2 separate regions of the Homo sapiens genome follow, and region 2 is linked to region 1. The links are chromatin loops, found by intact Hi-C in ENCODE. Cell type or tissue: sigmoid colon. All regions are shown on one strand.

Region 1 (2,500 bases):
AAAAGAAATCAATGGAGCCACCGCCTAGATGGGGAGGCAAATTTAAAGTGTCGGGCCTTGAGAAAGGCCGGAGATCAGAGAGGGGAAAGGGTCCCGCGGCTCCCGGGGGTTAGGCAGGAAGGGCGCGAGCTGGGGGAGGGCCGGCCCTCCAGGCGTGGGCGCGCGGGGACTCTTATTCTGACACGGGATCCGCCGCCGCCGCCGCCGCCGCCGCCGCGGGGTTCAGCGTTGCTGCCCAACCCGCCCCGGACCCCCGCCCCTGAGCGGGACCCCCGCCCCGCGCGCCCACGTGCCGTCTTCCCGCCGCCTCCACCCGTCCCGACCACTCGGAAGAGGCGCCTCGCGGCCCAGCCCTTCCCCCGACCCCGCAGGAAGCGCAGGACGGAAGCGGGGCGACGCCGCGACTTTCCGGGACCCCCGCCCGGCCCCCACGTGCCCGGGCCGCCTCGGGGCAAGGAACTTTCCAGGGCAGCGCAAGAAGACGCTCCCAGAATACAAGGAGTAGAACTCGCTCGCTCTCACTTTTCCACGCTCATGCAGGGGTCCTTCAGAGCCCCCCGAGGCCCCGACCCTGCGCGGCCCGCGCCGCTCCAGTCTCAGCCGTGCGTCCCCAGCCCCCGCCCCCCGCCAAGTTTGGTCCAGAACTTACCGGGCCGCGGGTCGGCCGGGCCCTAGGGCAGCGCGCAGGTTACGGGGGCTGCTGGTCCGGGGTCGCCCGCGGGGCCGGGCGGCGGAGGGGCCGGGGACGCCGGGCCGCGCGCGCTCGTTCCGCCTGTGGGGCCGCCCGGGCCCGCGGCGCTCGCTGCGCCGGTCCGCCCGCCCGCCCGCGCCGCCGGCCAGATAATGCGCCCCTCGGCCGCACACATGGAGCCCGGCGCCGGCGTCACCGCCCGGGACATGCGCACCAGGTCAGCGCGCCCGGCCCGCGGCCCCCAAAACACCGGGGAGCTCTTAAAGGCGACGCCGCCCGCCCGCGCCCGGCTGGGCGGGGCGTGGCGACCGAGGGGCGGGGCCTGACGAGAAGGGAGGAGCTCGTGGGCGGGGTTCCAGGCGTAGAAGGCGGGCCCCTGAGTTGAGGGGGCGGGGCCGGACGGTACCGCCCCGGAAGCACCGCCCCTCTCCGGCGCGCTCCCACGCGACACCTCGTTGGGCGCGCTGGTTTCCCACGCGGGCTCCGGCTGGCTCCCTCCCCGCCGAGTCCCAGCGCCCTCCGCAGGCCGAAGGGTCGTGGCCAACTCACCGGCGGCAAAGCCGGGCGGGCCGCACCCAAGGCTGACTCACGACGCGCTCACTGCTGACCTCGCGCCAGCTGAGCTGGGCGACCTCAAGCAACTCAGGGTTGCCTCTGAAACGCGGGTTAGAATGTCACCCCCGCGGGGTCGTCACGCGGAAGCTCTTCTCTGGGAACTTCGGCCCCGGTGTCTGTGGGGAGGGCGGGGTGTGGATCGGCTGAACGATCACTTCTCCAGTGCAGTGAACAGAATTCTACAAAGAAAGCTCCAGACCCACCCACCTCAAGACACTTGGGGACGACTGCTCTCCCTCTCCAGTTACCTCCCAATCTGCCCTCGTGCCTCAGGGAGAAGGTGAAAACCCCTCAAGAAAGCAAATCTGCACCCCTCCCTCTCCAGTAACAAGGAGGAAACACAGGAGACAGAATGAAAGCCTGAAAGAGAATGGACTTTGGAGATGTTAAACTACATAAAGCGAAATACAATTTCAATAGGGAAAATATCAAGTTCATGGAAAATCTACCACAAGAAGGCTCTCAATACCAAAATCAGGTTCTGAGGAATCCCCAAAACCGCCTCTTTTCATGTTGTTTTAAAACAAACGATTCCTGATGAGACACCTAGACTCCTGAAGAGTGGTGGTGACATGCTTTATCGCATACCCTAATAAATCTATATGTACAACTGAAACAAAAGTTTCACCAAACATAAATTTACCACATGCAACGTACTGTTTTCTTTTTTCTTTTTTTTGGAGACAGAGTCTTGCTCTGTCGCCAGGCTGGAGTGGTGCAGTGGCGCTATCTCGGCTCACTGCAACCTCCACTTCCCAGGTTCACGGATTCCCCTGCCTCAGCCTCCCCAGTAGCTGGGATTACAGGCGCGTTCCATCACACCCGGCAATTTTTTTTTTGTATTTTAGTAGAGACGGGGTTTCACCATCTTGGCCAGGATGGTCTCCATCTCCTGATGTCGTGATCTGTTCGCATCGGCCTCCCAAAATGCTGGGATTACAGGCATAAGCCACTGCACCCAGCCTGTACTGTTATTTCTATTCTACTTCATTTGAAAAGAAAATCAATGTAACGCCCAAGAATAATTGGGTCTCAACCGCAAACCTGAAAAACACTTCATGTAGAACAAATTTTACAAAATTGTTTTTCTAAAAAAAAAAAAAATTGTTTTTCTGCTGTATGTCCCCTTAAACAGAGTTCAAAAAAGCTCCTAATTCTGTGTTGAGTTCTACATACAATTGTCAACTTTTTGTA
Region 2 (2,500 bases), 55 kb before region 1:
CAGCTCCGGTGGCGGAAGTTCCAGGCAAGGGTTGTGCGGGAGCTGCCAGTGCATGGAGAGTAGCCCCGTCCTGGGGGCTGAGATCCTCTGCCGGCTGCTGCCTGCACAGACAGATCCCAACAGCAGTGTGCCCATTTGAAAGAGGAGAGCACTGAGGCTGCCAGGGCTGCCTGAGACACAAGGTTGAAGGTCAGCCTCACCCTCCTCCTCACTCTCTCCAAACACCCCAGGCCGGACTGCAAGCCAGCACAGATGAGCAGCACCAGCAAGGCTGAGTGGGCATCGGTCTCCTCTGATACGTCCCGCACACACTGGGCTGGCAGGTGGTGGGGGCGTAGCCCAGCTCTTCCTCAACTAGGGGCCAAAAAGGACAGGTTCCAGCCACACTAGAGACCCCACACAGGTACAGCGCAGCTCTGACCGGGAGCACCTCCATGGGCTTTAGGGCAGATAGGAATGCTGCTTTATTTTCGTAAAATGCCACCATCCAACTGGCCTGAGAGCCTCAGGCAGAAAACATGTTCTAGAACAATTCCAAAAGGCTGACTGATGCTGTGGCAGGAACCAGAACTCTTAAAGAGGACTTGGGGGACAAACAGAAGGCACCCAGCACACTTCTGGCACACCAGGCCAGTACGCATCTCTTGATAATTAAAAGAGAAATTAAGTACATGACACAAATCATAAAACCAAACCCCTGAGATCACAATGCTAATACTAACTCTACCATAAAATGCCATCTGTGGCACCCATCACTAACATACCCATAGTAACACCCTTATTTCAGACAGGAAGAAAGTGAGGCTTCGCAGTAAGTGGGTTAAAGCACTGGCGGGAGCAGCAGGGCTGATGCTCTTAACGGTGGATTTTAGGCGTCTTTCTGCCTCCTCACCCGACAGCAGCTCACCGAGCCTCCACTGTGGGCTGGGGACTCAGTGGTGAACAAGACAGAGGGAACACCATCCACCCCCATGCTGGAAAACGAGCGAAATGACAGAGGGTGTTGGTGACGGTGCTGTGGGGACACGAGGCAGAGCACGGGGCAGTCAGAGCACACAGAGGGACGGGGGCTGGGTGGAACGGGCGGCACCGGAAGCCAGCCCTGAAGGAGACAGGGCCTGAGCGGAGACATGTGCTGGGGGAAGCACTGGCCCAGGCCGGAGGGGAGGAATCTGGCTTGCTCTAAAGGATCACCTGGCTGGAGGACTGCAGGGCAGGGGAGCGGTTCCTATGGTGCAGCTACACTGGGGAAGGGGACAGAGCAGAGGGGAGTTGGGGCACTCCGGAGGGGGTTGCTTTCTTTCACTTGTTTTTGCCTGAGCAACTGGACCAGTGGGGCTGGCTTTTCTGAGATGGGGAGGAGCAGATTTGAGGAAGGAAGGTTGGGCTACAGTTCGGATGTGCTGAGTGCGAGGCCCACGATGAGCCCCACGGAGATGCTGAGGAGCAGAGCCCTGAACCTGGGGGCAGCCACTGTCCTCAGGAGGCACAGGGCACCTCAGGGCACCTCTTCCTATCAGGAAGGAAGAAGGGCCCATGAAGCAACCAGTGCTGAGTCAGATGATGACAACGGGGTCCAGGTGCTAGCCTCGCTAGCTGTGAGCTGCGCCCAACACTCAAGACACAAGGACCCTGTAGGCACACAGCTGCAGCAAGCCTGCGCCCAGGTGCCCACCTCCAGAGCGCCCCTGTGGCCCTGCCCTTCACACAGATTGATGCACAGCACAGATGGGCCTCTGGACCCAGAACCCCTGTCTACTCTCCTCCCGGCAGCATAGCCCGAGGAAGCTCCCAAAGCCACATCCTGGATCTGTACCCCCTTCAGTGGCTCTCCCACTTCCTAAGAGTCAAACCAGGGTACCTTGTTGTGGCCCAGAAGGACCTGTTGAGGGGGTAAGGAGAGAATAGGTGGGCCAAGTTTTGGCATTGGCAGAGCCTGCCTGACAAGCATACTTCTTTCCCATGCAGAACAGACACCTCCATCTGCTCAGAACTGTGGCCCGAGCCACTTCCTGACGCACATCTCTGAGTAACAGTGACTAGGACTCATTCCGGAAGGAAGCCACACCGGAAACAGCAGCTCTGGACTTCTCAATGTCAAACTTCATTAAGGCCAAGTACGAGAGATACAACTTAACTTGAGAGACAGAAAGGTGTTCCAAGCAGTCAGCTCCTACAACTAGACACAGCAGGGAACAGAGACTTGGTCTCAGCTCCATCACACACACGCTGGCTGGCCATGGGCCAGGGGAGAGGTCTGTCAATCAACCACAGGACCAAGGACACAAGATGGACACAGAAGCTTCAGTGGGCCAAGAGAGGATGCCACTGCCCCTTCTTCCACAGTGTTTATCAAAGATGTCCATGCAGCTTAAATTATCTACCCTCTGTGCCACATGCTAGATAGAGACTCTCAAATTCTAAACAGTCAACCCAAACTTTTTTCTTTAAGAACAAGGTCTCACTATGTTGCCCAGGCTGGACTCAAAACACCTGGGCT

The links. Hi-C counts contacts between places; a loop is a spot of excess contacts. Peaks named below come from ENCODE experiments on the same cell type or tissue, not always from the same donor. Only the 100,000 strongest peaks of a DNase experiment are listed, where the experiment ranks them.
Region 2: it touches region 1 in a loop (2.8-fold over the local background); 34 of 110 quality-filtered maps call a loop at or near these places.

The regions. Positions count from the first base shown.
Region 1 is chr19:19,404,169-19,406,668 of GRCh38, reverse strand. GATAD2A (GATA zinc finger domain containing 2A) reads right to left here and starts at 994. Exons shown (of 12, transcript NM_001384528.1): 1 at 650-994. RefSeq lists silencers at 123-202, 763-1,312 and enhancers at 23-929, 1,433-1,492, 930-1,838. In sigmoid colon, a CTCF peak has its summit at 1,295; DNase peaks (open chromatin) are centred at 188, 598 and 1,078; H3K4me3 peaks cover 1,780 bases; H3K27ac peaks cover 1,322 bases.
Region 2 is chr19:19,459,508-19,462,007 of GRCh38, reverse strand. The region is part of intron 1 of GATAD2A (GATA zinc finger domain containing 2A); the gene reads right to left. Among named protein-coding and RNA genes, the nearest start is that of MIR640, 26 kb to the right of the region's middle. RefSeq lists enhancers at 858-997, 1,328-1,447, 1,758-1,977, 1,874-2,168. In sigmoid colon, no CTCF peak of the experiment used is centred here; DNase peaks (open chromatin) are centred at 295, 1,097, 1,477 and 2,037; H3K4me3 peaks cover 1,012 bases; H3K27ac peaks cover 2,500 bases.